Regions from separate parts of the Homo sapiens genome. Here region 1 is linked to region 2. A link is a loop called in an ENCODE intact Hi-C map of the cell type or tissue named here. Cell type or tissue: CD4-positive, alpha-beta T cell. All regions are shown on one strand. Each heading gives the region's core, and the rest is flanking DNA. Links, peaks and the distances in the headings are about the cores only.

Region 1 (16,722 bases), core at 8,009-16,008, 130 kb after region 2:
GCGCCACTGCACTCCAGCCTGAGCAACAGAGTGAGACCCTTTTTCCAGGGGGAAAAAAAAAGGGCATCCAGAAGACTTCAAAAAGCCAGTCCATAGATCAGATGCACCAGAATCATCTAAAGATGCACACACTCCTGAGTCCTACACCTAAAGATTCAACTGTAAGTCTTAGGTGGACTCAAGATTCTCTATTTTTTACTTTCCAGATGATCAGAAGTTAGTATAGTAACATACAGACCTTCACATCTCAATACCTGTGTGTACACAATCCCGGAATACCATATTTAGACTAAGTCAGTGGGAAGGTCATATTTGTATTCAGTAGATCCTGTTTAAGCAAAGTGTATATTTTTCAAATATTTCCTAAACTCTATAGGAGATATTATTTATTTACTTATGTATTTATATTTTTTCAGACAGTCTTGTTCTGTCACACAGGCTGGAGTGCAGTGGCACGATCTAAGCTCACTGCAACCTCTGCCTCCCAGGTTCAAGGGATCCTCCTACCTGAGCCTCCTGAGTACCTAGGATTACAGCTGCATGCCACCACACCCGGCTAATTTTTGTATTTTTAGTAAAGGCAAAGTTTCACTTTGCACAGTTTTAACTCCTGACCTCAAGTAATTCGCCTGCCTGGGCCTCCCAAAGTGCTGGGGTTACAGCTTTTTCTTTTTCTTTTTTTTTTTATTATTATTATACTTTAAGTTCAAGCATACATGTGCACAACGTGCAGGTTTGTCACATATGTATACATGTGCCATGTTGGTATGCTGCATCCATTAACTCGTCATTTATATTTGGCATATGTCCTAATGCTATCCCTCCCCACTCCCCCGACCCCACAATAGGCCCCAGTGTGTGATGTTTCCCTTCCTGTGTCCGAGTGTTCTCATTGTTCAATTCCTACCTATGAGTGAGAACATGCGGTGTTTGGTTTTTTGTCCTTGCGATAGTTTGCTGAGAATGATGGTTTCCAGCTTCATCCATGTCCCTACAAAGGACATGAACTCATCCTTTTTTATGGCTGCATAGTATTCCATGGTGTATATGTGCCACATTTTCTTAATCCAGTCTATCATTGATGGACATTTGGCTTGGTTCCAAGTCTTTGCTATTGTGAATAATGCCACAATAAACATACATGTGCATGTGTCTTTAGAGCAGCATGATTTATAATCCTTTGAAAATATACCCTGTAATGGGATGGCTGGGTCAAATGGCATTTCTAGTTCTAGATCATTGAGGGATCGCCACATCTTCCACAATGGTTGAACTAGTTTACAGTACCACCAACAGTGTAAAAGTGTTCCTATTTCTCCACATCCTCTCCAGCCTGTTCTTTCCTGACTTTTTAATGATTGCCATTCTAACTGGTGTAAGATGGTATCTCATTGTGGTTTTGATTTGCATTTCTCTGATGGCCAGTGATGATGAGCATTTTTTCATGTATCTGTTGGCTGCAAAAATGTCTTCTTTTGAGAAGTGTCTGCTCATATCCTTCGCCCACTTTTTGATGGGGTTGTTTGTTTTTTTCTTGTAAATTTGTTTGAGTTCTTTGTAGATTCTGGATATTAGCCCTTTGTCAGATGAGTAGATTGCAAAAATATTCTCCCATTCTATAGGTTGCCTGTTCACTCTGATGGTAGTTTCTTTTGCTGTGAAGAAGCTCTTTAGTTTAATTAGATCCCATTTGTCAATTTTGGCTTTTGTTGCCATTGCTTTTGGTGTTTTAGACATGAAGTCCTTGCCCATGCCTATGTCCTGAATGGTAAAGCCTAGGTTTTCTTCTAGGGTTTTTATGGTTTTAGGTCTAACATTTAAGTCTTTAATCCATCTTTAATTAATTTTTTGTAAGGTATAAGGAAGGGATCCAGTTTCAGCTTTCTACATATGTCTAGCCAGTTTTCCCAGCACCATTTATTAAATAGGGAATCCTTTCCCCATTGCTTGTTTTTGTCAGGTTTTTCAAAGATCAGATGGTTGTAGATGTGTGGTGTTATTTCTGAGGGCTCTGTTCTGTTCCATTGGTCTATATCTGTTTTGGTAGCAATACCATGCTGTTTTGCTTACTGTAGCCTTGTAGTATAGTTTGAAGTCAGGTAGCGTGATGCCTCCAGCTTTGTTCTTTTGGCTTAGGATTGACTTGGCAATGTGGGCTCTTTTTTGGTACCATATGAACTTTAAAGTAGTTTTTTCCAATTCTGTGAAGTCATTGGTAGCTTGATGGTGATGGCACTGAATCTATAAATTATCTTGGGCAGTATGGCCATTTTTGCAATATTGATTCTGCCTATCCATGAGCATGGAATGTTCTTCCATTTGTTTGTGTCCTCTTTTATTTCATTGAGCAGTGGTTTGTAGTTCTCCTTGAAGAGGTCCTTCACATCCCTTAAGTTGGATTCCTAGGTATTTTATTCTCTTTGAAGCAATTGTGAATGGGAGTTCACTCATTATTTGGTTCTCTGTTTGTCTGTTATTGGTGTATAAGAATGCTTGTGATTTTTGCACATTGATTTTGTATCCTGAGACTTTGCTAAAGTTGCTTATCAGCTTAAGGAGATTTTGGGCTGAGACAATGGGGTTTTCTAGACATACAATCATGTCATCTGCAAAGAGGGCCAATTTGATTTCCTCTTTTCCTAATTGAATACCCTTTATTTCTTTCTCCTGCCTAATTGCCCTGGCCAGAACTTCCAACACTATGTGGAATAGGAGTGGTGAGAGAGGGCATCCCTGTCTTGTGCCAGTTTTCAAAGGGAATGCTTCCAGTTTTTGCCCATTATGATATTGGCTGTGGGTTTGTCATAAATAGCTCTTACTATTTTGAGATACGTCCCATCAATACAGAATTTATTAAGAGTTTTTAGCATGAAGCGCTGTTGAATTTTGTCAAAGGCCTTCTCTGCATCTATTGAGATAATCATGTGGTTTTTGTCTTTGGCTCTGTTTATATGATGGATTACGTTTATTGATTTGCTTATGTTGAACCAGCCTTGCATTCCCCCGGATGAAGCCCACTTGATCATGGTGGATAAGCTTTTTGATGTGCTGCTGGATTCAGTTTGCCAGTATTTTACTGAGGATTTTTGCATCGATGTTCATCAGGGATATTGATCTAAAATTCTCTTTTTTTGTTGTGTCTCTGCCCGGCTTTGGTATCAGGATGATGCTGGCCTCATAAAATGAGTTAGGGAAGATTCCCTCTTTTCCTATTGACTGGAATAGTTTCAGAAGGAATGGTACCAGCTCCTCCTTGTACCTCTGGTAGAATTCGGCTGTGACTCCATCTGGTCCTGGACTTTTTTTGGTTGGTAGGCTATTAATTATTTCCTCAATTTCAGAGCCTGTTATTGGTCTATTCAGGGATTCAACTTCTTCCTGGTTTAGTCTTGGGAGGGGGTATGTGTCAAGGAATTTATCCATTTCTTCTAGATTTTCTAGTTTATTTGCATAGAGGTATTTATAGTATTCTCTGATGGTAGTTTTCATTTCTGTGGTATCAGTTGTGATATCCCCTTTATCATTTTTTATTGCATCTATTTGATTCTTCTCTCTTTTCTTCATTAGTCTTGCTAGTGGTCTATCAATTTTGTTGATCTTTAAAAAAAAAAAACAGCTCATGGATTCACTGATTTTTTGAAGGGTTTTTTATGTCTCCATCTCCTTCAGTTCTGCTCTTACTTATTTCTTGCCTTCTGCTAGCTTTTGAATTTGTTTGCTCTTGCTTCTCTAGTTCTTTTAATTGTGATGTTAGGGTGTCAATTTTAGATCTTTCCCGCTTTCTCTTGTGGGCATTTAGTACCACAAATTTCCCTCTACACGCTGCTTTAAATGTGTCCCAGAGATTCTGGTATGTTGTGTCTTTGTTCTCATTGGTTTCAAAGAACATGTTTATTTCTGCCTTCATTTCGTTATGTACCCAGCAGTCATTCAGGAGCAGGTTGTTCAGTTTCCATGTAGTTTTGAGTGAGTTTCTTAATCCTGAGTTCTATTGATTGCACTGTGGTCTGAGAGACAGTTTGTTATAATTTCTGTTCTTTTACATTTGCTGAGGAGAGCTTTACTTCCAACTATGTGGTCAATTTTGGAATAAGTGCGATATGGTGCTGAGAAGAATGTATATTCTGTTGATTTGGGGTGGAGAGTTCTGTAGATGTCTATTAGGTCCACTTGGTGCAGAGCTGAGTTCAATTCCTGGATATCCTTCCTTATTAACTTTCTGACTCATTGATCTGTCTAATGTTGACAGTGGGGTGCTAAAGTCTCCCATTATTATTGTGTGGGAGTCTAAGTCTCTCTATAGGTCTCTAAGGACTTGCTTCATGAATCTGGGGGCTCCTGTATTGGGTGCATATATATTTAGGATAGTTAGCTCTTCTTGTTGAATTGATCCCTTTACCATTATGTAATGGCCTTCTTTGTCTCTTTTGATCTTTGCTGGTTTAAAGTCTGTTCTATCAGAGACTAGGATTACAACCCCTACCTTTTTTTGTTTTCCATTTGCTTAGTAGATCTTCCTCCATCCCTTTATTTTGAGCCTATGTGTGTCTCTGCACATGAGATGGGTCTCCTGAATACAGCACACTGATGGGTCTTGACTCTTTACCCAATTTGCCAATCTGTGTCTTTTAATTGGAGCATTTAGCCCATTTACATTTAAGGTTAATATTGTTATGTGTGAATTTGATCCTGTCATTACTATGTTAGTTGGTTATTTTGCTTGTTAGTTGATGCAGTTTCTTCCTAGCATCAATGGTCTCTACAATTTGGCATGTTTTTGCAGTGGCTGGTACCAGTTGTTCCTTTCCATGTTTAGTGCTTCCTTCAGGAGCTCTTGCAGCGCAGGCCTGGTGGTGACAAAATCTCTCAGCATTTGCTTGTCTGTAAAGGATTTTATTTCTCCTTCACTTATGAAGCTTAGTTTGGCTGGATATGAAATTCTGGGTTGAAAACTCTTTTCTTTAATAATGTTGAATATCGGCCCCCACTCTCTTCTGGCTTGTAGAGTTTCTGCTGAGAGATCTGCTGTTAGTCTGATGGGCTTCCCTCTGTGGGTAACCCGACCTTTTTCTCTGGCTGCCCTTAACAGTTTTTCCTTCATTTCAACTTTGGTGAATCTGACGATTATGTGTCTTAGAGTTGCTCTTCTCAAGGAGTATCTTTGTGGTGTTCTCTGTATTTCCCAAATTTGAATGTTGGCCTGCCTTGCCAGATTGGGGGAGTTCTCCTGGATTATATCCTGAAGAGTGTTTTCCAACTTGGTTCCATTCTCCCCGTCACTTTCAGGTACACCAATGAGACGCAGATTTGGTCTTTTCACATAGTCCCACATTTCTTGGAGGCTTTGTTCGTTTCTTTTTACTTTTTTCTCTAAACTTCTCTTCTCGCTTCATTTATTTGATCTTCAATCACTGATACCCTTTCTTCCAGTTGATCAAATCGGCTACTGAAGCTTGTGCATTCGTCACGTAGTTCTCCTGCCATGGTTTTCAGCTCCATCAGGTCGTTTAAGGACTTCTCTACACTGGTTATTCTAGGTAGCCATTTGTCTAATCTTTTTTCAAGGTTTTTAGCTTCTTTGCCATGGGTTCAAACTTCCTGCTTTAGCTCAGAGAAGTTTGATCGTCTGAAGCCTTCTTCTCTCAACTCGTCAAAGTCATTCTCCGTCCAGCTTTGTTCCGTTGCTGGCGAGGAGCTGCATTCCTTTGGAGGGGGAGAAGTGCTCTGATTTTTAGAATTCTTGGTTTTTCTGCTCTGTTTTTTCCCCATCTTTGTGGTTTTATCTACCTTTGGTCTTTGATGATGGTGACGTACAGATGGGCTTTTGGTGTGGATGTCCTTTCTGTTTGTTAGTTTTCCTTCTAAGGGTCAGGACCCTCAGGCTGCAGGTCTGTTGGAGTTTGCTGGAGGTCCATTCCAGACCCTGTGTGCCCGGGTATCAGCAGCAGAGGCTGCAGAACAGAGAATATTGCTGAACAGCAAATGTTGCTGCCTGATCATTCCTCTGGAAGCTTCATCTCAGAGGGGTACCTGGCCGTGTGAGGTGTCAGTCTGCCCCTACTAGGGGTGCCTCCCAGTTAGGCTACTTGGGGGTCAGGGACCCACTTGAGGAGGCAGTCTGACTGTTCTCAGATCTCAAACTCTGTGCTGGGAAAACCACTACTCTCTTCAAAGCTGTCAGACAGGGACATTTAAGTCTGCAGAGGTTTCTGCTGCCTTTTGTTTGGCTATGCCCTGCCCCCAGAGGTGGAGTCTACAGAGGCAGGCAGGCCTCCTTGAGCTGCAATGGGCTCCACCCAGTTCGAGCTTCAGGCCACTTTGTTTACCTACTCAAGCCTCAGCAATGGCGGGTGCCCCTTCCCCAGCCTCACTGCCACCTTGCAGTTCGATCTCAGACTGCTGTGTTAGCAATGAGCGAGGGTCTGTGGGCATGAGGCCCTCCAAGCCAGGTACAGGATATAATCTCCTGGTGTGCCATTTGCTAAGACCGTTGGAAAAGCACAGTATTAGGGTGGGAGTGACCCGATTTTCTAGGTGCCTTCTGTCACAGCTTCTCTTGGCTAGGAAAGGGAATTCCCTGACCCCTTGCGCTTCCAGGTGAGGCGATGCCTCGCCCTGCTTCGGCTCACGCTCGGTGGCCTGCACCCACTGTCTTGCACACACTGTCCGACAAGCCCCAGTGAGATGAACCCGGTACCTCAGTTGGAAATGCAGAAATCACCCGTCTTCTGCGTCACTCACGCTGAGAGCTGTAGACTGGAGCTGTTCTTATTTGGCCATCTTGGAACTGCCTACAGTCTTTTCTTTGAGACAAGGTCTCCATCTGTCACTCAGGCTGGAGTGCAGTGGTACAAACACAGCTTACTGCAGCCTTGACCTCCAGGGCTCGAGTGATCTCACCTCAGCCTCCCGAGTAGCTGGGATTATGGGCACACCACCAAGCCCAGCTAATTTTTTAATATTTTATAGTGACAGGATACCAGTATGTTACCCCAGCTAGTCTAAAATTCTAGGCTCAAGCAATCCGCCCACCTCAGCCTGCTAAAGTGCTGGGATTACAGTTGTGAGCTACTACGCCTAGCCGAAGGTATTTTTTTAATTCAAGTTTTTCCTTTAAAAAAAAAAAAAGAACCTGAATTGGCACCCTGTCACACACCGCAACCCCAACTACAACTACTATTCATTCTCACTCCCTGCTTTTCACAGCCAAACTTCCTCAAAAGATGTGTATATACTGTCCTCACCTACTCATTTCTTCATCTCCCGCTCATTCTTCAACCAGCCTAATCTAACTTAATTCTGCCCCTATTATGCCACTAAATCTAACTAAAGTTAATGACCTCCCAGGGCTAAATCCAATGAACACTTTCAGAACTTGTTGTGTTAGACCTATCACTTTAAACACTTCTTTGGCTTCTGTGATAACACTCTCCTGATTTTGCCCCAATTCTGGACTACTCTTTCTCAGTTTTCTCTGCCCCACCTCCTCACCACTTACCACTAGAGGTCCTAAAAGCTCAAAGTCTTCTTCTTACTCCAGACTCTCCCAAGTCAAGTATCAATTTCTAGGGCTTCAAACTACCAAATCACAGTATCAAGGTGAAAATCACTTATCCTCAATTACCCTTGACAATTCTCTTAAGTTCACCCTTTAAGTACACTTTACCATATGAACAGCTCACAATGGTGGCCAATATACAATCCCCTCCAACATTCAAGCACCATACTAAACAGGTAGTTTACAGTTAAAGACCAAGTGTACAAAAAAGTACATCATTTTTCTTGCTCCTATGCCATTCCACCTCCATAATCCCTCATTTAAAACCCATCAATATCTGCCCACTCTGCTGAAGATAAAATTCAAAATATCTAACATGGCCTAGAATGTCTTATATGATTTGATACCTTGCAGCCTCATCTCCCATTGCATCTCACTTTCTACATGACAGCCCACCAGGCCTTTCATTTCCCAAAATACACTCTTTCCTCCTTGCAGACCATTTGCAAAATGCTACTCCCTCAATCTACTCTCTCTTCCCTTTTCTCCCTTTCTCTTACATAAGGCTTAGTCATCCTTTGGATCTCTACAGAAACGTCATGTCCTTAGGGAAGCCTTCTCAATCCAGCCCTTCCCTACACTATGTTAGGGGTCTCCCTGCCATGCGTGTACACTTAAGCACACTTTTTACTTGTTCAATCCATGTCCGTCTCTCCCACTAAACTGCAAGCTTCATGAGGATCTTGTCAGCTTTTATCATTGTTTTATCCCAGCATCTAACACTCACATATTGGTGAAATAAGAAACTGCATCATTACAGATGCTGTTTACATTCATAAATAATGTGCATAGAGTATCCACATACAAACTGAAATTTGCTTTTTAAAATTATTTAATTGGGGTAAAGTAGAACAAAACGTATTATCTTAATCCTTTTTAAGTATACAGTTCAATAGTCTTTAGTACATTCACATTGTGGTGCAACAAAACTCTTTTCATCTTTCAAAGCTGAAACTCTATATCCATTAAGCAATAACCCCCCTTTCTCCCTTACCCCCAGTTCCTGGCAACCACCATTCTACTTAAGTCTCTATGAGACTATTCTAGGTACCTCATATAAGGTGAATCATGCAGTATATCTTCTTTGTGACTGGCTTATTTCACTTAGCATAATGTCCTCAAGGTTATGTAGCATGTTGTCAGAATTTCCTTCCTTTTTAAGGCTGAATCACATTTCACTGTATGTACACACCACACTTTAACCATTCATCCACTGACTGATCTTTGGGTTGCTTCCACCTTTTGGTAACATAATAAATATTTATTATTGTAACGCTGCTAAGAACATACAAATATCTCTGAGACCTTGCTTTCAATTATTTTGAGTATATATCAAGAAGCAGAATTGCTGGATTATGATAATTCTCTTTCAAAAAAAATTTTTTTTGAGATGGAGTCTCGCTCTGTCACCCAGTCTGGAGTGCAGTGGCACAATCTCGGATCGCTGCAACCTCCCAGGTTCAAGGGATTCTTCTGCTTCAGCCTCCCAAGTAGCTGGGACTACAGGCACCTGCCACCACGCCCAGCTAATTTTTGTATTTTTAGTAGAGACAGGATTTCACCATATTTGCCAGGCTGGTCTCGAACTCCTTACCTCGTGATCCACTTGCCTAAGCCTCCCAAAGTGCTGGGACTACAGGCATGAGCCACCACACCCGGCCTCTTTCAGATTTTTTAGAAAGTGCCATCCTGTTTTCCATTGTGGCCAGAACATTTTACATCCCCACCAACACAGGAATTCTTGTACAAGAGTTTCAGTTTCTTCACATCCTTGCCAATACCTGTTATATTCTGCTTTGTTTTGTTTTAATAGGACCCATCCTAATGAGTATCAGGTTGTGACTGCTTTCATATAAACTTTATGTGCCTTCATTTCCCACACATTTGTGGCAAAAAGCCATCTAAAAATATGTTTCATAAACAAACAACCTTCTAGAAGGTAATGGCAATGCAAAAGAAAAAAGTTTTTAAAAGTAGCACTTTAAGGGACAGTAATATTGTAGTTCATGTGAAATGGCATAAAAACAAAGGGAAAAAAAAACAAATGAAAGGCATTCCCACTCATATCTGAAATTCTCTGATGCCACCTGCCTGCTTGGAGCTCCAAATTCCTTAAGCTTATGTTTTGCCTCCCTTCAGGATACTCCTCCTTCACTACTGCCCCCAATTCATGCGCTGGGACACCTTATCCCATTCTCTTTGCCTGTGGCTGTACCCTTCCTTTCTATTTCAGCTCTGTGCACCTTGGCATTAGAGGGTATCGATGATAAACACAGACGTTTGAACAGCTGAGGTAAAATGAATCCCATTACAACCTTGAAAAGTTGAATTAAATGTTTGATTAAAACTGAAAATGAAAAACACACACACACACACCTGAAAACGGATAAAAAAGTTTCATATAGAGCAATATATCAACACATTCTAAATCAGAAATGTATCTTGGTCTCTGGACTCTAAATTCAAAAAACTTTAAGTAATAAGATTAAACTGCAAATAAAGATTTACGACAATCTAGAATGACTCTCTGGATCAAAAAGTCACTAGGCTAGGCACCTTCCCACAAATTTAAAATAAAGCACAAAAATGTTTTAAGTCAAAGGTGTGTATTCAATAGTGATTAGTGTGCATTCAAAAATAAAAGATGTTTTAAAGTTTGCATACACACAAAATTTATAGAATAGTTATTGCTTTTTCAAAGTTCAAGTCGTCTATATTAGAATCACTTTTCTTTCTTTCTTTTTCTCTTTTTTTTTTTTTTTTTTTTGAGACAGAGTCTCACTCAGTCTGTCGCCCAGGCTAGAGTGCAATGGCATGATATCGACTCACTGCAACCTCCACTTCCCAGGTTCAAGTGATTCTCCTGACACACCCTTCAAGTAGCTGAGATTACAGGTGTGCACCACCATGCCCAGCTAATTTTTGTATTTTTAGTAGAGACGAGGTTTCATCACATTGGCCAGGCTGGTCTTGAACTCCTGACCTCAAGTGATCTGCCCACCTCAGCCTCCCCAAGTGCTGGGATTATAGGCGTGAGACACTGCGCCTGGCCAGAATTACTTTTCAAAGAACAAAATGTTTTAGTATTTAAATTTGTGAAATGAACTCAGGAGTGAACACTTCCATTAATCCTGAAATAGTAACCATTATAGCATAAAAATGTAGAAAGATATTGTGTGATAAAGTCTCTTAAGTGCTGGTGAAATGTTAAACTAAAAATTTATGTAAGTTCATTGTCATTTACAATTTTAAAAAGGATATCATAGCAAAACCATTAAAGAAGACTAGAAAACAAATATATCTTTAAGTTTATTGACTCTTCATTCAATACCTAGGTGAAGAGTAAATAGATCACCAAGTATTTTGAAAGTTACCTTCCTTGGCCAGGCACAGTCGCTCACGCCTGTAATCCCAGCACTTTAGAAAGCCAAGGCGGGAAGATCACCTGAACCCAGCATTTAGAGGTTGCAGTGAGCCATGATCATGACACAGCACTCCAGCCTGGGAGACAGAGAGACTCCCTGTCTCAATAAATAAATAAATGAGTAAATACTTAAAAATAAATTTAAGAAAGTAAGCTACTTTTCTTAAACTGTATCTAAATAATACTAACCTAATCTAAATGATCTACATTATATGGCAATTTACCTTGTAAACCTACATAAACGTGCACTTTCATCATAGTCTACTTCACTTACAATTACACAGCACTGTTTGTAGAATGTGAGACATATGTGTTAGCAAAAAATAATTTTGAAAAGTTACCCACAACTCCATATATTTACTTTGAAAAAGTTAAATAAAACCGAACACTTAAAGTTTATTGCATTTGTCACACTACATTTTTCAGAACTGACTCAGAGAAATATTTAAATAATTAAAATCACCAGGCACTGTGGCTCACGCCTGTAATCTCAGCACTTTGGGAGGCTGAGGCAGGAGGATCACTTGAGGTCAAGAGTTCCAGACCAGCCTGGCCAATACAGTGAAATTCCATCTCTACTAAAAATACAAAAATTAGCCGGGTATGGTGGTGCACGCCTGGAATCCCAGCTACTCATGAGGCTGAGGCATGAGAATTGCTTGAACCCGGGAGGCAGAGCTTGTAGTGAGCCGAGATCATGCTACTGCACTCCAGCCTGGGTGACAGACTGAGACTCCGTCTCAAAAAAAAAAAAAATTAAGATCATTAACATTATATTTGACCATTAGTACATTACCAAAACGTAAGGTCCTTATGGTAAAGTACCAGGTCTCTATGGTGAAGTATCAGTGGCAAGGGGGTCAATCAATGATTCATCCATTCTCCTCAGTGTGGATATCACCTTCTTAAATAAGGCACAATTGCTGACCCCAGATGGCTGCTTCAACCCACTTCTGCTTTACTGGTGACACAAATTTCAAGCCCTAAATGGCTACCCCACCCCTTCTGACACCTCTGGGAATTCAAGTGTGTAAGATATTTATAACATTATTGGCTGTAAACAGCTCATCTCTTAGGAAAGTTTTATTTGGTCGTGAGTCCAAAACTGAAACATTTCCTGAGTTGCAGTGAGCAAATAAGTATTTCACAATCACCATTTTATTTTGATTCAAGCTAGTTTATGAAACTACCAAACTAGTATAATTTGTGAGCAGAGTGTCCTTCTAAATAAGTAGCGTAATATAAACCAAACTCATTTGTATAAATACAATTAAGGCAATCCATCCAAAACGTAGAGAACTTTTAACAACTACAACCAAATCCACAAAAAAACGAGGCAAGAAGGCCACTTTCACTTAGCCAAAAAAGGGTGTGGGGGGATGTTTGATATATTTCTCAAAAAATATAACTCTCAAGGATAATACCATATGTCTTATAAAATGGGATGAAAAAAATCAGTACAACAAAAGGGATAAATGACCATTTCACAACAGGCCTACATGCCACAATATTTTAAAAAACCAACCCTTCCATATGAAATTTCTAGAGCAAAGAAGTACCATCTAAAAACCACTCTTGAATCATTGCAGCTTTTTAAAACTACTGGTTCCATTTTAGATTCCCTTTATTTAAAAGCCTCAGAAAAAATTCAGAGAAAAAATTAATTTCAAGCTTTCTATTTAATGAGCATCACTGCATGCACCAACGTGGAAGAACCAAAGCCAGTTCTAAAACAGTAAATCGCAAATGAATGAAACTTTAATTCTTGATGGTTTTAGTCCTGATATTTTGTCCACAGGGTGGCAGTCTCACAGTATTAACTTGTTCATGGAGTCAATGCACAATTTCAGAGTTCGAAAGCCACAGACACACGCAGGTATGCAATAAATTTACTAGCTGGCCAACCCTAAGAGTAAAAACTGCCAGTCCGCTGCAATAAAATCTGTGCTTCATAACTTCTCTATTTCTTTTAGAAATATTTACTTTCTGAAGTCGTAGATTTTTTCCTTCAGTGTTATCTGTTGTATCTGATCCTTTCTATTCTGCTGCCACCACCCTATTTAGGGAGAGAGTAGAAGCAAGGAGAGATGTTAGGAGATTATTATTGGACTGCGGGAAGTCCTTGACCTTTGTCAAGGCCTAATGGAGTGGGAACAGGAAAGGGACAGTGGAGATGGGGAGCACAGACATAATCCTTCCATCCACCAGTTCAACCTGCACGTTACTACCAAATTCATTTCATTAAAACATTCCTCGTATTACCAGAAATCTCTTTTCCTAACTAAACTCCTTAGCTCCAAATCCAAGAGGCTTCCAAAATCTCCTTGTCAAGGGGCTTCGTAAAATAAACTTTGCTTTGCTTTAAATAGACCTTGCTTGCCACTTCTTGATTTTCATTCATTCATTCAAATGTTTTCTGAATGTTTACCAGGTGCCAAGCCCTGCTTCAAGTCTGATGATACAGAGGGAAACAAGTCAAAGCCCCTGCTCCAAAGTTACACTCCTGACAGTGGTCTGTGAGCGGGAGGAGGATATGTCCCCAGACACTTCCAGCTCTCTGCAGGTAAGAGGTATCGTTCTTCCTAAGTATGAGCCATTGGAGGCACACTAGGCATCAGGAGGATAGTAAAAACACATTGTCCACTACAGACCCTAATCTATTTTCGCAGCCTTATTTCCCATTCCTATCCTACCTGCACCCTCAGCTCCATTAAAATGTGCTAGTAACTGTTGACATGCCTCTGCTCCTGCTTGCTTCCTCTCAATGCCTTGTCCCCATCCCTGTCTCTACCAGCAAAAGCCTAACCAGCCTTCAAAGCTTATCTCGAATGCTGCCTCCTACAGGAGGCCTTTCCTCATTCCCCTCACACAAACTCAGATATGGATTTTGAACACTATCAAACACTTATGACCCCTGGCTTAGTCCCCTCTGAGCATTTATCAAACTATGTATTGTATCATAATTATCTGTATACTTACCTAACCTCCTCCATCAGTTATTTAATAAGCACTTACCACATTTGTGGAACTAACTAGGAGCTGAAGTTTCCCCATTAAATTATTCCATTATTATTTTAATTTTTATTTTCTAGAGAGAGGGTCTCACCCTGTTGCCCAGGCTGGAGTTCAGTGGTGCGATCATAGCTCACTGCAGCCTCAACCCCCCAGGTTCAAGCAATCCTACCACCTCAGCCTCCTGAGGAGCTGGGACTACAGGAACGCACCACCACACCAGCTAATTTTTGTTTTTTTTTTTCTTTGGTAGAGATGAAGTTTCACCATGTTGCCCAGGCTGCTATTATTTTAAAACAGGTAATATCCAAATGATAAATGTAAAATCAAGAGAGAAAATATTCTATATGCTTTTTATTGCTTCAATCCCTTTTAAGAGTTTAGTCGAGATAAAACTTACATATCATGAAGTTTATCTATTTAAAGTGTACACTTCAACATTATTTAGTGCATTTATAGAGTTATAGAACTATCACTGTAATCTATTTCAGGACTTTCAATCACCCTAAATTTACTATCCACATTGGCAGTCACCTCACCCCAAACCTCCCTATCCCCTCTAATCCAAGGCAACCACTAATTTTCCCTCTTTCTCTATAGATTTGCCTATTTTGGATATTTCATATAAATGGAATAAAAATGTGGTCTTTCATGCCTGACTCCTTAGTGTAATGTTCTTGTGATTGAGTACCTCATCCCTTTTTATTCCCAAATATTCCACTGTGTGGATACACTACATTTTACCTATTCACTCATCAGTTGAGGGACATTCAGGTTGTTTCTACTTTTTGCTTATGAATAATGCTGCTATAAACATTTGTATACAAGGTTTGGTGTGGGCATGTTTTCATTTCTACTGGGTACACACCTAGGAGTGGAAATACTGGATCATATGGTAACTGTTTAACATTTTGAGGAACTGCCAAACTGTTTTCCAAAGCAACTGCACCATTATACATTTCCAGCAGCACTGTATAAGGGTTCCAACTTCTTTACTATTGTTTGAATCTTTACTACATACAGAACAAGAACGATCTCATATGATATCCTTGCCTTCAGGGAACTTATATTGACAGACTAAGACAAGAAATAAACAGAAACAAATAAACAGGTTAATTTCAGATACTAAGAAAATGAAAAAAATGTCATAAAGTAACCAGAAAGTAACCAAGGAAGAGGAAGTCTCAAGCTAAAGTGGTCAGAAAAGATCTGAGAAGGTAATGTTGACCTGAGATGTGCAGAGCTACAGGGGGAATATTCCAGGCAAAGGAAAAAGGCAAGAAACAAAACTCCGAGACAAGGATAAGTTTGGCATGGCAAAAAGGAAGCCTACGTAGCCAAGATACAGTGAAGTGGTAGATAAGGTAGGACCTGAGGTTAGATGGGTAAAGTCCAGATAATGTTGGACCTATGAGACCATGATAAGGTCTTCGGATTTTAGCTGAAATGCAGTAATTGCTTTAAAATCCCTTCTACTTCTTTAAATACCAGCGTTCATCTCTGCAAACATTTACTGAACTTTCACGTCTTTTTTTTTTTTTTTTTTAAGAGATAAGGTCTTAGGGTCTTGCTCTGTCACCTGGAGTGTAGCGGCAACATCACAGCTCACTGCAGCCTTGAACTCCTGGGCTCAATGGATCCTCCCACCTTAGGCTTGCAAGTAGCTAGGACTACAGGCATGTGGCATCACACCTGGCTAATTTTTTTTTAATTTTATTTTTGTAGAGACAGGCTCTTGTTATGTTGTCCAGGCTCTCTCACTTTTTCTCTTTTTTTTCCCCCCACCCCGAGATGGAGTCTCTCTCTGTCTCCAAGGCTGGAGTGCAGTGGCACGATCCTGAGATCCTGGCTTACTGCAATCTCTGCCTCCAGGGCTCAAGTGATCCTCCCACCTTGGCCTCCTGAATAGCTGATACAGGTGCAGCGGGTGCCACCACGCCTGGCTAATTTTTTGTATTTTTGGTAGAGATGGGATTTCGCCATGTTGATCCACCTGCCTCAGCCTCCCAAAGTGCTAGGATTACAAGCATAAGCCACCACACCCTGCCTCTTTCATGTATCTTCTAATTACACCTAACAGTAGCAAATATTAAAGAGGTTATTTGGGTAAATCCACAGCACTCAGTGTCACTAATTTATGGCCCAAGAGACAGCACCTAAAATATGCCTGCCAATGGCACAAGCGTTAAGAATGAATCCTCACAAACTGATTACCTAGCCTTAATCAATTTAAGATATACGTCTTACTGACAGTAGTGAGCAGCTCTGTCTTCGAATACCAAGGTCACTTTCAACAAAGCAAGACAGATTATTCTCACACTTTAAGCCTAGATTTCATTCCTATAAAGTGAATTCTAATTAACTGATTGCTTTTCTCCATTCTATTAATTACAAATTAATATTCAACTCCTAAACATAAAATGTACGGACACAAAATATTCTACATGTTTCTTTATTGTTTGAATCTTTTAAAACAAGAATTTTTCACATGCCACTGCTACCTTTGGGTTTTCCAAGAGACAGAAATGGTTTAAAAATTTTTGTGACATAAAATGTCACTCCTTGATAAAAGAACCTGTTACCTAGTCAAAATTTATCAAGTTAAAATTCCTTTCTACATTCCCAGCTTGATCTCCCATGGCCCTCCCTGCAGGCACTCTGTGCTCCTGCCAAACCGACTACTTGCCAGCCTCATACTTGTTCCCCCTACCTCAGCTTTATGATTCAC
Region 2 (16,722 bases), core at 3,653-11,652:
GAGGTCAGGAGTTCAAGACCAGCCTGGCCAACATGGTGAAACCCTGTCTCTACTAAAAATACAAAAATTAGCCAGGCATGGTGGCGCACGCCTGCAATCCCAGCTACTTGGGAGGCTAAGGCAGGAGAATCGCTTGAACCTGGGAGGCGGAGGTTGCAGTGAGCCGAGAACATGCCACTGCACTCCAGCCTGGGTGATAAGAGTGATACTCCATCTCAAAAAAACAACAACAAAAATAGCATTTAGTTCCTGGCCTATGGAACTCAATAAATGGTAATTATTATCACCTCACATATTCTGAAGAGTTTAATTGATACATATTGACCATTACAGATTTTGTCCTTCTAATTTGGAGAAGATTCAGACATCATATAGAATTTGAGTTTCCTAGAAAATGTGAAGCTGTCCAATAGCTGTCCAATAAAAAAAGACTAAAAGTTAAATCTAGAGCTCAGGGAGGTTAAGACAATCAATACATACACCATCAAGCTTACCTGGCCCTCTCTTAACCTCTATCAATAACACACAACTCTAATAAAATGCAATTAAACATTCTGTTCAAAGCCCAGATACAATCTAATAGATGGCTATAGTAACTGATCAAGAGTTAACATTAGACAGATTAAAACTTTTTCACCCTGTGCAGTCACAACATATAGGTGTGGCAGCTATAAAAATAATGATGTAAGAGATTACACAATTAGGGAGATCAAGGACAAGTGCAGGAACACTTTTATTTTCTGCCAACTGCCTACAAACTCTAGGGATTTGGTAGTTTTCTTAAATGGTAAAATTATTTCAATAGCCACATGTGTCACTGACTTTGCTTTAACCTAGTAGCATAATTATCACAAAGCAATGAATACAGATGCCCTTCAACTCACCTGGGGTCACATTCAATCAACAGAAAGAAAGTGTGGCTCAAACTAAGACAGCAAAGAAACTAAGATGCTACTTCAAGGGCCTCACATTGTACCTTGCAGGCTGTCATAAGAAATTTGGATCTTAGGTGTGATGGAAAGCCATGGAAAGTTCATTGTTAGTAGGAGAGTGACATGGTCCAGTTTACCCTTTTTAAATGTCTTTCTGGTTGCTGTATGGTGAATACATTATAACAAATCAGGACTGGAAACAGAGACTTCTTAGGAAACTTCTACATTAAGTCTAGGCTAGAAAAGGATGTTAGCCACAGAGGTGATGAGAAATACAATGAGCTGGAATATATTAGAACCAGCAAGACTTGCCAATGTGGGATAAGATAAATTGAAGATTACTCCAGGGTTTTGGGCTTACTTAGATCTATACCTGGCACCCAGTAAGCACTCAGTGAAAAGTATTGATTTCTCTCCTTGCAGACATTTTTCCGCCTTTCCCCCGGTCTCTAATTTGACTGCATCTCCTTTGCCACAAAATATAAAAACGTTTGCCTCTCCAGTCTTAATCTTCTCAAAGCCACTAGTAACCCCTTATCAAATCCAACAAGCTGAAAGATAAGGCCTTTCAGCTTACCATTCTGTTGCTTCTTAAAAACTAATGTTTTCCGGGCTAGGCGAGGTAGCTCACACCTGTAATCCCAGCACTTTGGGAGGCCGTGGCAGGTGGATCACCTGAGGTCAGAAGTTCGAGACCAGCCTGGCCAACATAGTGAAACCACATCTCTACAAAAAATACAAAAATAAGCCAGGCATGGTGGGTGCATGCCTGTAATCACAGCTACTTGGGAGGCTGAGGCAGGAGAATCGCTTGAACCCAGGAGGTGGAGGTTGCAGTGAGCTGAGATCGTGCCGTTGCACTCCAGCCTAGGTGACAAGAGCAAAACTCTGTCTCAAAAAATAAAAATAAATAAATAAATAAAAATTAAAAATCTAATGTTTTCCTTGGGCTTAGTACTTAGACTTCCTCCCTTTTAGAAACATTCTTCGACTCTTTAAGTGGTGTTGGGGCTTCACATATGTCTTGAATCATCCTGATGACTCAAGTCTATCTTAAGAGCCTAGACAGTGCTCCTGTGCAATATCAGCATAGTTTTCTCTAGAGTTCACCCGAAATGTCCCAGAGGCAATTCACATACAAATATTCAAAATCTAAAACTACTTCCTCTCTGCAAACCTATTCCCCCATGCTGAACGCAATCTTCTAAGTGCTATTATCCTAGGTGCTATTTAAGTGAAAGGCACCAAATCCTACTACATTCTCCCAGCCAGAAACTCAGGAGTCATCCCTTATATTCCAATCATCAAGTCCAGTGAATTTTACATAAAACAGCTCCCCTCCATGCCCTCAATCACTGCCCTACATGCAGATATTCATCTTTGACCTGGTCTGCATCACCATCTTCCTGCGATCCACTATCCCTTGTACCTCCTCCAACTCATTATCTACTCTGCTTTTAAAGTAGGTTTTGTAATTCAGAAAATTTCGTTTCCTTCCTCTAAATTCTTCACAGATCTCCATGATCATATGATAAAACCGAAAACCATCTGCTGAGATTTAATGCCTTTGATGGCCTGGCCTCTCTCCACTTGTTTAGCCTTTATCTCCTAGCACTTGCCTCCTCATATTTTATGTTCTAATACTACTGAACAACTTGTATTATTCCCAAAACAGAACAGTTATGTAGTCTTTACCATGTGCCTGGCATTGTACTAAGCATATAATACAGGGTACCTCACTTATCCTCATAATAACACTTTCAAGTAGGTCCTATTTGTTCCCATTTGACAGATGAGAAGTCTGCTCTGGAGTGATGACAGGAACCTTACTGAAGTTACACAGTTATCATGAAACCAGAATTTTGACCCAAGAGTCTCTGACTCCAGAGCCTGGACTCTTAACCACCACACATACTGCGCCTTGAACGATTCTCAAAATTCACACGTTTTCTCTCCCTACTGAATTTTGCAACCTCCTCTGTAAAGTTTTTAAGTCCCTCAGTCAGATTCTATTCTGCTATGCTCTTTTATACACAACCCCATTACAGTACCTTGTTTGTCTTTCCACTAGACTGAAAACTCACTTACTGAAGTTTTTTCATCCTTAGATTCCTGATTTCCAGTACAACATTCACCACTTAATGTTCATTCTTTGTTCAACGAATGAAAAATGTGAAATAGCATATGTGATAAGAACATTTCCCCTTTATTCCTAATTGGATGACCTTATATAAAATATACACATTTTAACTCACAAGATTCCAAGTAACCTGAATCCCAAATGGCGTTAAAGTAGCCCTTGGGAAAATCCAGGAGAAATACCCTCACATTCATCATCAAGGATTCAGCCCTACTTATCATTACCAATTATTTAATAATTTACATTGATCTGTTCATCTTTGTAAGGTCATCTCACAGTTTAAAAAGAACATTTCTTCTTAACACAGCTGGTTCTTATCATGATCATCCTCCCCACACCCAAGGTTTCTGATTAGGGGTCTGTGGTGGGTCCTGAGAATTTGCATTTCTAGGGCCAGGCACGGTGGCTCACGCCTATAATCCCAGCACTTTGGGAGGCTGAGGGGAGTGGATCATTTGAGGCCAAGAGTTTCAGACCAGCCTGGCCAACATGGTGAAACCCCATCTCTACTAAAAATACAAAAATCAGCTGGATGTGGTTACACGTGTCTGTAATCCCAGCTAATTGGGAGGCAGACGCAGGAGAATTGCTTGAACCTGGGAGGCGGAGGTTGCAGTGAGCTGAGATTGCGCCACTGCATTCCAGCCTGGGTGACAGAGCGACACTCCGTCTCAAATAAATAAATAATTTGCATTTCTAATATGTTGATGCTGCAGCTCATCTGAAGCCCACATCTTTAAGGACCACTGTTCTATAGCACTAGACTAAAATTTGGGAAACCTGTGTCCTGAGGTCCCCCTTCTGCGTGTAACTGGTGTGTCTCTATGACAGATCACTTGGATTTACTTGGGTCTCAGTTTTCTTTTTAAGAAATGGGGTCTCTTTATGTTGCCTAGGCTGGTCTTGAACTCCTGATCTCAAACTCCCAGTCTCGTGATCCTCCCACCTCCGCCTCCCAAAGTGGTAGGATTACAGGCATGAGCCACCACACTCAGCCAGGTCTGCTTTCTTATGTACACTGTGAAAAGGAAGAGTAAGAAGTACTGGACTACATGAGTCATAAGGACTTTTTTTTTTTTTGAGGCGGAATCTCACTCTCTCACCCAGGCTGGAGTGCAATGGTGTGATCTCGGCACACTGCAACCTCTGCCTCCCGGGTTCAAGCGATTCTCCTGCCTCAGCCTCCCAAGTAGCTGGGATTTCATGCACCTGCCACCATGGCCCAGCTAATTTTTTGTATTTTTAATAGAGACGGGGTTTCACTACGTTGGCCAGGCTGGTCTCAAACTCCTGACCTCAGGTGATCCACCTGCCTCGGACTCCCAAAGTGCTGGGATTACAGGCGTAAGCCACCAAGCCTGGCCCATAAGGACTTTCAGTAAGAATTTGCACTTCTGATGAATTGCAGGTAATCCTGATACTGCTGGTCCAAGAGCCACACATTAAAAACCAAGGTACTAGTGCTATCCATTAGTGCTATCCACATGACTATTCTATGCAATTCTACTCCTAGGTATATACAATCAAAAGAAAGAAATGCATGTGTTCACCAAAATACACACAAGAGTACTCACAGAAGCTTTATTTATACTAGCTAACAACTAGAAATAAACAAGATGTCCAATAAGAATAAATTGTGCTATACTTACATTTATACAACATATATTTATACAATTATACAATGGAATATTACACAGCAATGCAAAAGAACTACTGCTTCACACAATATGGATGTATACTCATGTAATGATTAAAGCAAAAACAGACTGCCTACATTGAACGAACCACCTACTATATGATTCTGTTTATGAGTCAAGAACAAGCAAAATGAGCTGATGGTGATGAAGGTGAAAACAGGAGTCAGCAGGACAGTAAGAAGAATTGCTGGCTGGGAAGGAGCATGAAGGAACTTTATAAATGGAGATGCTCTATATCTTGATCTGGGTGGTGTACATATACGTAAAAACTCATCAAACTGTAGAGTTAAAATTTGTGTTATTTACATATTATCATATATGTCTCAATAAAAAATTTAAGGCTGGGCACGGTCATACCTGTAATCCTAGCACTTTGGGAGGCTGAGGTGGGCGGATCACCTGAGATCAGGAGTTTGAGACCAGCCTGGCCAACATGGCGAAACCCCATCTCTACTAAAAAGTACAAAAATTAGCCGGATGTGGTGGTGTGCACCTGTAATTCCAGCTACTTGGGAGGCTGAGGCAGGAGAATCACTTGAACCTGGGAGGCAGAGGTGAGCCGAGATTGTGCCATTGCACTCCAGCCTGGGTGACAGAGTGAGACCCCGTCTCAAAAATAATAATAATAATAAGTAAAATAAGATGGAAAATGATAATGAAGTTCATTATATTAATATTCTTTAAAAGCAACTTTTTTTTTTTTTTTTGAGACAGAGTCTCTCTCTGTCACCCAGGCTGGAGTGCAGTGTCATGATCTCAGCTCACCGCAACCTCCGCTTCCCAGGTTCAAGAGATTCTCCTGCCTCAGCCTCCCGAGTAGCTGGGACAACAGGTGCATACCACTACACCTGGCTAATTCTTTTTTTGTATTTTTAGTACAAACAGCGTTTCAACATGTTGGCCAGGCTGCTCTCCAACTCCTAACCTCAAGCGATCCGCCCCACTTGGCCTCCCAAAGTGCTGGGATTACAGACATGAGCCACTGCGCCCAGCCTAAAAGCAACTTTTATATAAACTAGATTTCCAAAGGAAGCACTAGGCCTAACATGACAATTAAGAAATGTAAATTCAAAGTAATAGCTATCTAATATAAGGAATTATGGAGAAAAATTCTCACTGCTTCCTGTAACATTATCCCAAAACTGATCCCAGAAGACTTATTGCTGGTATCTAAAGGTCTATATATTTAGATTCAAAAAACATACCTGGACCCCAAAAGGCCTTACAGGACCTGGCTCCTAGTTTCCTGTCCAACCTTACCTCCTAATCAAATGGGCCCTCTAATAAAAAAGGGCCTTTTTGCTGCTCCATACACAGGCCCACTTCATTCCTACTTCAGGATCTCTGCACTGGCTCTTGGTCCTGACTGGAATGCTCTTTCCCCAGAGGTTCCAAGCTAATTCTCTTGTTCCTTCAGGTCTCTGCTCAAATATCACCTTAACAGAGCCTCTAGTACCCTGTGGCACATTTCTTATAAAAGCCATAGCTAGAAAAGACGCTGTCTTGCCTCAAATTGTTAACCTTACTTATGTTAGATCATAACAACAAAACAGGGTTTCCTTTTTTTCTGTGCTTTAAAGCAAAAAGAAACAAACAAAACAAAAAACAAAAAAGATCTCCTGTTAAAATTCTGTGACCCACAGCATCATTTATCTTTAGCTTAGTCTCTTCTTCAACTCTTATCAACTCTTGCTCTTTTACATTCCTTTACAGCTTTATAGTTTGTCTTCACTGCACACCTACAAGCAGTGATCTCTAGGTTAGCTAAGTATATAACTAAGACTAACCCATAGCAATGAGCGCCTTTGCACACAGCAACTCCTAAAAAATTTTTTGATAAATAAACAAATGAGTGAATAATGAACTATGACAAGACATCTGGAAAGTTTCCGGGACGTGAGGGAAGAGGTTTTTGTTCCAGTAGACTGACTTCATACCGACACTTTTACATAAGAATGGCAACAATGATTGTCAAAAGAAAAAATTAATTTTCATCGAGCCCAGAGTCCACTTTTCTCTTCTAGTCATTAAAAAAAAAAATCCTTTCAGCCCAACTGCAGATGCCAACCATGCTCCCAATAAATAGAGGAAGTTTTTCTCAGAAGCTTCAGGAATGCAAGAGTCTGGAAGTGGAAAGGGCAAGACAGGAGTCTGAGGTAACGCGGCTACCGTGAGAGAGAGAAAGGAGACCGAGAATCTCAATACTGGGGCTGAGACGCAGCATCACTAGAGCCTGAGTCCTAATCAGGCGGTGCTGGAAGGAGGCGGGTCAGCCGGGAGTGGAGGAAGCAGAAAAGGCTCTCCCACCTCTAACGCCGCCTGGGGGTCCTGGTCGATTAGAGCATCTGAGAAGCTCTGGAAAAACCTGTCAGGAAAACAACGACTTCAGCAGGGCCCACTAACCAAGGAAAGGGGTATAAAATAAATAGCAAAGGGAAGGAAAAACACGCACCTCTGGGATGCTGCAGGTCCTGCGGCAGCCGCCGCCATTCCTCGTAGTCAATGTTGCTGCCGCCGGAGCTGCTACTATCGCGCTCAGCAGCTCCGCCACCGACCAAGGGGGAAAACTTCTGCAGAAACATCAACCGAGCTTCCGTCTTAAGCAGCCAACGAGCAGCCACGCAGCGTGCTGCTAGCGGGACGGGAGGCGACACGCGGGCGCGTGGCCGGCTGGGACAGTGGAGGACCGAGTCCTCCCAGCCCGCAACCCGGCCCGGGACCTGCGCTCCCAGTCCCCGCCCATCGTAGCCATGTTTACGGAGGCCTGGGCCTACAGGTTCTCCCTCTTTTCCACCGCGCCCACGTCCGCGGGCACTCCGACCGAGCCTCCAGGAGTAGTAGCTCAGAAGCACTTTTGTAACATACTGTTATCCCTCAAGAACGTGTACGCGCAGGGGCGTTTCCTTGTCCGTTAATAACACAAGCTACAGGCCGAGCGTGGTGGCTCACACCTGTAATCCCAGCACTTTGGGAGGCCGAGACGGGTGGATCACGAGGTCAGGAATTCAAGACCAGCCTGGCCAAGATGCTGAAACCCCGTCTACTAAAAATATAAAAACTAGCCGGGCGTGGTGGCACGCGCCTGTAATCCCAGCTACTCGGGAGGATGAGGCAGGAGAATCCCTTGAACCCGGGCGGCAGAGGTTGCAGTAAGCCGAGATCGGACCACTGTACTCCAGCCTGGGCGACAGAGCAAGACTCCGTCTCAAAAAAAAAAAAAAAAAAAAAAAAAAAAAAAAATATATATATATATATATATATATATATATAAAACACAAGCTACTTCGAGCTCCGTTTTCCCTGGGTTTTATCATGGCTTTCGTCTCCGTGATGTCACTGGCGGCTGCGTGGTCTTTTCAGTGAACAGAGGGGCCTGGATGGCGCCTGGATTCCCGCGATCATTGCGCTGGGAATGGAAAAGGGCTGGGACTCGCTAGAAGTCGTTCTGACCTAGCAGCGGCTAAAAGCCTTCTGGTGCCCGGGGAGACGCGCCCGGCGCCCGCGTACTATTCATTCCCTTCCTCATAACTCCACAGCCCAGGCTTTCTTCTTAGTGGGCTTCCCAGATCAAGAAGGAAAACCTTTTCTATACGAAAGCACTGAGGGGCGGAAGGTGGCCTGAAGTGATCTCAGGGCCGCTTTGTTTCCCAACCCAGTCGTTCAGGTCCTCCCTCAGCGCCCTTTGACCCATGCACATCCCATGGGGAAAGCTGCCAGCGCGTTCCAGGGGTGGGGTCAGATTGAGGAGCTGGAGGGAGTGGTCTTTATCTGACTTTATACCACTACCAAACTGTGTTAATTAACGTAGCTTTATAATAAGTCTTGAAGTCCTTTATTCTCCCAAGATTGCTTTGGCTTATTCTAAGGCCATTGTATTTCTAGGTGATTTTGGAATTAGCTTGTCAGTTTTAAAAAAAACAAAACTGCTGGGACTTGTACTGGGCTTGCATTGGATCTATAGATCTGTTTGGGGATAACTAGTATATTAACAATATTAAGTCCTTCAATCCATTTAAGTGGCCGTTTATTTAAGTGGCCTCTAATTTCTCCTGGCAATGTTTTGTAGATTATACACATATTTATACTTTAATGCAGCTGTGTTTGGATAGACTGCAGTATAGAGATCAAACATATCTTTCATTAGATTTCTTTTTGAATAGTGTTTTGAATGCGATGTTAAATAGCATTTTTTAAATATTCTCGTTTGTTGTAAGACTATAGAAACGCTATTGATTTTTACATATTGATGTTACATTCAAGCATCTTGCTAAGTTCCCTTATTATTTGTAATACTGTGTAGAGTCTTTTGGAATTTATGTGATGACAATCTTGCAATCGTGAATAAAGATGGTTTAACTTCTCTGTAATCTTTATACGTTTTAGTTTTGTTGCTGGCTAGTATGTCCACTATTGAATAGAAATAGTGATAATGGACTTCCTTGTCTTGGTTGTAACATCAAGAGGAAAGCATTCAATATCAAGTGCTTTTTCTGCCTTTATTGAAATGTTCATATGTATTTTTTAATAATAATATGTTATATAGTAATTTTAAAAATATTTTTAATAATAATGTTACAATGTAACCAATTACATTGGTTAATTTTCACTTGTTATCTAAATGGCCAGTTGTCCTTCCAGATCCCCATTGATTCCGATTGGGATGGTACTATAGGAGAGGCAGAGCCAGCTAAGGAGATATAAGGTTTATTCAGGACTTACATACAGGGGTGGTCCAGTGGTGGTGGGGTGGCCTGGAGAACCACTACTGTTCATAAAAAAAAGCATGTAGTCTATATAGCATTTTCACTTAGCACCCTCCTTCTAGCAACCTCCATTTAACCCAAAACAAAGGGCCTTGCTCCACTGTACAGCCTGTGTTCTAAGAGATGGAGCAGGGGTGTGGATGTCTTTCATAGATAAGGAGTGAATCTTAGTGTTGGCTACTCCTGGCTTCCTTAGCCTAGGACTCCAAACACACTTAGAATAGGGTTATTCTCAGTATGCTCCAGTTATGGCTCAGCCATACACCAAGGTGTGTACACCAGCCCCTGCCATGCACCAATATGCATATAAATATGAATAGCCTCTGAAAGGGCAAATTCCAAGATTGACCTATAGGTCCAACATGAAAAGTTCTATATTAATAGCTATGTCATGGCCAGGCGCAGTGGCTCACGCCTGTAATTCCAACATTTTGGGAGCTTGAGGTGGGTGGCTCCCTTGAGGCCAGGAGTTGGAGACCAGCCTGGGCAGCATGACAAAACCCCATCTCTACTAAAAATACAAAAATTAACTGGGCGTGGTGGTGAGCACCTGTAATCCCAGCTACTAGGGAGGCTGAGGCACAAAATTGCTCGAACCTGGGAGGCGGAGGTTGCAGTGAGCAAGGTGGCACCACTGCACTACAGCCTGGGCAATAGAGTCAGACTGTCTCAAAAAAAAAAAAATAGCTGTATCATGGACATTGAAATTATGAGATTCCAAAACTACCACCAGAATGGCTTAAATTAAAGGACTTCCAATACCAAGCATTGACAAGAATATGGAGCAACTATATGTTTCATATATTGTTGATGAGAGTTTAAATTAGTTGATCATTTTGGAAAACTGTGTGACACGGTATTAGTCTGTTCTTGCATTGCTATAAAGAAATACCTGAGACTGGGTAATTTATAAAGAAAAAATGTTTAATTGGCTCATGGTTCTGCAGACTGCACAAGAAGCATAGCAGCTTCTGCTTTTGGGGAGCCCTCAGGAAGCTTCCAATCATAGCAGAAGGCAAAGGTAGAGCCGGCATCTTACGTGGCAGGAGCAAGAGCAAGTAGGGTGGGGGGAGGTGCCACACACTTTTAAACAACCAGCTTTCCCAAGAACTCATTCACTGTTGCGAGGACAGTACCAAGGGGGATGGTACTTAATCATTCATAAGAAACCCACTCCCATGATCCAATTACCTCCCGTCAGGCCCAACCTCCAACATTGGGTATTATAATTTGACATGAGGTTTGGGTGAGGGCACATACCCAAACTATATCAGACACTATCTACTAAAGCTAGTTATACACATAACATACTGCCCAATAATTGTACCACTGGGCATATACCTGAGTATTTATGATCATATACAAGAATATTCATCGCAGCATTATCCACAGTAGCAAAAACTGGAAATAATCTAAATGTCCTCAAATTGGATAAAAAAATTACATAGCAATGAATAAGAATGTACTACTACTATACCAAACAATATGGATGAATCCTATATACATAAGTTGAGGTAAAGAAGCCAGACAGAGTATATCATGATTGATTTCATTTATATGAAGATAAAAAACTGTAGTGAGAGGTATCATAAGGGAATCTCCTGGTTGTCAGGGAGGGTGGGGAGCAGGGGCATGAAGAAACCTTCTTGGATGCAGGAAATGTTACATATCTTGATCTGGCTGGTAATCACAGAAGTGTATTGAGACATAAAATTGTATCAAGTTATACACAAGATTTGTGCAGCCTGGGTGCAGTAGCTCATGCCTGTAATCTCAGCACTTTGGGAGGCCAAGGCAGAAAAATTGCTTGAGCCCAAGAGTTCAAGACCAGCCTGGGCAAGATGGGGAGAACTTGTCTGTACAAAAAATAAATAAATAGAAAGCATTAGCCAAGCATGGTGGCATGTGCCTCAGCTATTTGGGAGGCTGAGTCAGGAGGATCGCTTGAGCCCAAGAAGTTGAGGCTATGATCATGCCACTGCACTCCAGCCTGGGCAACAGTGCGAGCCTCTTTGTCTTTAAAAAAACAACAGCAACAACAACAACAACAAAAATGTTTCACTTTATTTATTTTGCAGACTAGCTTGGGGAGAAATGATATCTTTCCCTTGTATTGCCTTTTCCTGTCCATGAACACAATTGCTTGCTTCATTCATTCCGTTTCTCATATCTTTTAGTAAACTTTTATAATTTTCTCCATAAATTCTTGGCATCAGTTTATTGAAACCTTGGGAGGAAGGACAGACAAATACTTAAGAAGTCATTGATAAAATATGTTTTCATATTCAAATGACACAACTAAATATGCCAATGTACTTCGCTTGGTTAATTTAAAGAAGGTGAAGAATAACCATGCTGGATTAGGGGACATTTCTTGAAGGATAGTTGGTCTTCAACTCGAAGAGTGAAAATATTTAGTCACTTATCCTGTGTTACCTAACATCTTCCTATGAAAGGGATCATTTTCATTCATTTGAAAGAGAAAATCTTCCCAATCTAATGTCGAGGCCATCCTTAAGTAAGCGTGTTACACTTGATAATTTCCTTTCGAACTGAATCTAACAAGACTATCTTATTTGTATCTTTTTCACAATAAAGCTTTCCCAAAGAGAGGTTTATGAATTTGTGCACTTTACAAAGTTTTATATACGGATTTGTGCACTTTACAAAGTTATACTTTAATAAAATAGAAAAAAGATTTAAAGCAAAATCACTAATAATCAAAATTTAAAATGTAAAAAGCCATGACATTTACAGTAACATAAAAAATATTAAATACTAAAAAGTAAATCTGACAAGAGATATGCAAGACATGTGCACTGGAAACTATAAAACATTGCTGAAAGAAATTAAAGAAGACTCGGGAGGCCGAGATGGGTGGATCGCCTGAGGTCGGGAGCTCAAGACCAGCCTGAACAACATGGAGAAACCCCGCCTCTATTAAAAATACAAAATTAGTCGGTCATGGTGGCACATGCCTGTAATCCCAGCTCCGCGGGAGGCTGAGGCAGGAGAATCACTTGAACCCAGCAGGCGGAGGTTGCGGTGAACCAAGATTGCGCCACTGCACTCCAGCCTGGGCAACAAGAGTGAAACTCCGTCTCAAAAAGAAAAAAAAAAAGAAAAGAAAAGAAAGGAAAAGAAAAGAAAAAGAAAAAAAGAAAAGAAAAGAAATTGGCCAGGCGCGGGGGCTCACGCCTGTAATCCCAGCACTTTGGGAGGGCGAGGCGGGCGGATCACGAGGTCAGGATATGGAGACCATCCTGGCTAACACGGTGAAACCCCGTCTCTACTAAAGAAATACAAAAAAACTAGCCGGGCGTGGTGGCGGGCGCCCGTAGTCCCAGCCACTCGGGAGGCTGAGGGAGGAGAATGGGTGAACCCGGGAGGCGGAGCTTGCAGTGAGCCGAGATTGCGCCACTGCACTCCAGCCTGGGCGAGAGAGCGAGACTCCATTTCAAAAAAAAAAAAAAAAAATTAAAGAAGACTGAAAAATGGAGAGCTCCTCCAAATTGATGAGTCAAAGACTCAATATTGTTGAGATCTTCCGAGACTGACCTATAGACTCAACATGATCCCAATCAAAATCCCAAGTGGGGCTGTAATCTCAGCTACTGGGGCCTGAGACAGGAGGCCAGAAGTTCGCTTGAGGCCAGGAGTCCGAGACCAGCCTAGGCAATATAACAAGACCCCATCTCTGAAATAAAATAAAACTAAAAATCCCAGAGGCTTTTCCCTTTTAGAAGTTGACAAACTGATTGTAAAATTCAAGTAGAGGCCGGGCACGATGGCTCATGCCTGTAATCTCAGCATTTTGAGAGGCCGACGTGGGCGTATCACCTGAGGTCAGGAGTTCGAGACCAGCCTGGGCAACATGGCAAAACCCCGTCTCTACTAAAAATACCAAAATTAGCCGGGCGTGGTGGCAGGCGCCTGTAATCCCAGCTACTTGGGAGGCTGAGACAGGAAAATTGCTTGAACCCGGGAGGCGGAGGTTGCAGTGAGCCGAGATCGTGACACTACACTCCAGCCTGGGCGACAGAACGAGACTCTGTCTCGGGAGGAAAAAAAAAAAAAAGCAAATTGTACAGCTTTCCCATGAGATGCAAATTCAGTAAGTATGGGGTGGAACCAAAAAATTTGCATTTTAAGAAAAACATCGGCAGGGTACAAGGGCTCACTCCTGTAATCTCAGCACTTTGGGAGGCTAAGCGGGGGCGGATCTCTTGAGCCCAGGAGCTGGAGACCAGCCTAGGCAACATGGCAAAAACCCCTTTCTACAAAAATACAAAAAAAAAAAATTAGCCAGGCACAGTACACACCTGTGGTCCCAGCTACTCAGGAGGCTGAGGAACTCTTGAGCCCCAGGAGGCGGTGGTTGCAGTAAGCCAAGATTGTGCCACTGCACTCCAGACTTAGTAACAGAGCGAGAAACTGTCTCAAAGAAAAAAAAAAAAGGATAACACTGAAATAGTTGGCCTAGGAACCCAGTTTGATGGAGGAATTTGAATGGTAAGCTAAGGATTTTGGACTTTATCCTACAAGTAGAAAGGTATTGAGGGTTTCCATATATGAACATTATGTATTCCCAAGGGATATTTTTATTTGATTTTTTTGAGACAGGGTCTCATTCTGTCACCCAGGCTGGAGTGCAGTGCTGTAATCACAGCTCACTGCAGCCTCAACCTCCCAGGCTCAACAGATCTCCCACTTCAGCCTCCTGAATAGCTGGGACTACAGGCTCTTGCCACCATGCACTGTGATATTTTTACTTTTTCTGGAGATGGGGTCTCACTATGTTGCCCAAACTGCCAAGGGATATTTTAGAAAGACTATTCTGTAAATAGGTGCATGATTGTGATACAATAAAAACATTTTATTTGGCTTTTATCCCTAGGTTCCTGACACCCTAGCTTCTGAAACCTTTGGCATTTAGAAGGGAAGAGCATCTTTTGTTATTCGTAACAAGCTCCTTTCAACCATACCTGAGTTTATGCTAATAAGGTGGACACTTCATGGGTCCCCAGATAGTTTCAGGATGGGAAATGATTTCCAGAGAAACCAACCATGTAATTAGAATTGGAACTTTCAGTCCCATCCCCAAGGAGAGGAGAGGGTGTAGAGATTGAGTTCAATCACCAATGGCCAATGATTTAATCAGGCATGCCTATGTAATAAAAGCTTCATTTAAAAACTCGTAAAATGATGGTGTCTGGAGAACATCTAGGCTGGTAAACACTTTGAGGTGCTAGGTGGGTGGCACATCGTGAGACGGCAGAGCAGCTCTGTTCACTTCCTCCCATTCATTGCTTTATGCATTTTTCATTTGGCTGTTCATGAGCTCTATTCTTTATAATAAATTGACATAAATGTAAACCAGTAAATTGGTTCCCTGAGTTTTGTGTGCTCTTTTAGCAAATTATCCAACCTAAGTGGGTGGGGGTCATGGGAACCCCTGATTTATAGCTAGCTGGTCAGAAGTACAAGTGGAAACCTGGGACTTGCAATGGGCATCTGAAGGAGGGGCAGTTTTGAGAGACTAAGCCCCTTAACCTGTGGGGTCTGTGCTAACTCCAAGTGGTTAGGGTCAGAATTGAACTGAATTGTAGGACAAAGACACCCAGTTGGTGTCAGAACTGGGTGTGGGTGTGAAAAAATCCCAAGCTTTTAGTGTCAGAAGTGTGAGTAAAAACAGTTCATATTGATAAACTAAGAGTTCACAAGCAGGAAGTCACTTGGGAGGCTATTGTCTGTTTTGTTCACTGACCTACCTCCAGCACAGAGAATACTGCCTGCCACAAAATACACACTCATATATGGTTTAAGTGAATAAACGGTGGCAAGAATAACATAGAAAAGACTACAACTAGGATGATAGCTATAGATATAAAAAAGGAATATATGGATACATAAGATATTCTAATGGGGGAAAAACAGGTTCCTCAGTAGCTGGTACTTAGTTAAAACCAAAAGACTAAGCTTTTGAAGTCCTAAGGTTCTTACTATATGACTTTCTTCTCCCTTTTTTTTTTTTTTTGAATACAGGGTCTCCCTCTGTCACCTAGGCTGGAGTGTGGTGGCATGATCATGGCTCACTGCAGCCTCCATCTCCCTGCCTCAAGTGATCCTCCTGCCTTGGCCTCCCAAGTAGCTGGGACCACAGGAATGCATCACTACACCTGGCTAATTTTTTGAATTTTTGTAAAGATGACATCTCACTATGTTGCCCAGGCTGGTCTTAAACTCCTGGGCTCAAGTGATCCTCCCACCTCGGCCTCCCAAAGTGCTGAGATGACAGGCGACAGACACTGCACCCGGACTTCTTTTCCCATCTTTAAAATTTCAGTATTCATGGTAATTGTACACTATTCCAATAACCTTAAATAACAGTGTCTCTAAAAATTCTTATACTATACTTCTTAAAGTAAAAAAAACCCATACACAATTTAAATGGTGTTACTATTATAAATAGAGTTTATCTGGTATCTCCTATAAGGATAACTGACTCAAAAATAATGCAAGATCCTTAATTTTTAAAAAACCATTATGTACTGTATGCTATGGCTGGAATGTTTGTTCCCTCCAAAACTCATGTTGAAATTTAATTGCCAAAGTAAAGGTATTGGGAGGTGAGGCCTTTAAGCAGTGATTAGACCAGGAGGGCTCCACCTTCATGGATGGGTTTAATGCCTTCATAAAAAGGCTTGGCTGGGTGCAGTGGCTCATGCCTGTAATCCCAGCACTTTGGGAGGCTGAGGCGGACGGATCACCTGAGGTTGGGAGTTCGAGACCAGCTTGACCAACATGGAGAAACCCCACCTTTACTAAAAATAGAAAATTAGCCGGGCGTGGTGGCACATGCCTGTAATCCCAGCTACTTGGGAGGCTGAGGTAGAAGAATCACTTGAACCTGGGAGACGGAAGTTGAGGTGAGCTGAGATCACGCCATTGCACTCCAGCCTGGGCATCAAGAGCAAAAATCTGTCTCAAAAAAATAAATAAATAAATAAATAAAAAGTCTTTTGGAAGTGGAAGTGGGCTGTCTTTGCTTTTCTGTCTTCGCCATTTGAAGATGAAGCCTTCTTCCCCTCCAGAGGACACGGTGTTCAGGCACTGTTTGGAATGAGAACCGTCAAACCTGCTGGTGCATTGATATCGGACTTCCCAGACTCCAGAACTGTGGGCAAATC

What was found. A loop is a pair of places that touch in the nucleus more often than their neighbours do. Peaks named below come from ENCODE experiments on the same cell type or tissue, not always from the same donor. Only the 100,000 strongest peaks of a DNase experiment are listed, where the experiment ranks them.
Region 1: it touches region 2 in a loop (2.2-fold over the local background); 60 of 110 quality-filtered maps call a loop at or near these places.

The regions. Positions count from the first base shown.
Region 1 is chr13:41,041,630-41,058,351 of GRCh38, forward strand. It overlaps a transcript of ELF1 not described here. Among named protein-coding and RNA genes, the nearest start is that of TRE-TTC1-2, 11 kb to the right of the region's middle. RefSeq lists an enhancer at 12,010-12,059. In CD4-positive, alpha-beta T cell, for the core only: CTCF peaks have their summits at 12,770 (motif pointing right), 12,971 and 13,811 (motif pointing left); DNase peaks (open chromatin) are centred at 8,642, 11,942, 12,802 and 13,802.
Region 2 is chr13:40,914,398-40,931,119 of GRCh38, forward strand. It overlaps the pseudogene TPTE2P5 and the pseudogene SUGT1P3. Among named protein-coding and RNA genes, the nearest start is that of ELF1, 97 kb to the right of the region's middle. RefSeq lists enhancers at 7,326-7,912, 7,556-7,605, 13,661-13,780 and a silencer at 9,516-9,810. In CD4-positive, alpha-beta T cell, for the core only: a CTCF peak has its summit at 7,294; DNase peaks (open chromatin) are centred at 7,394 and 8,274; H3K4me3 peaks cover 1,599 bases; H3K27ac peaks cover 969 bases.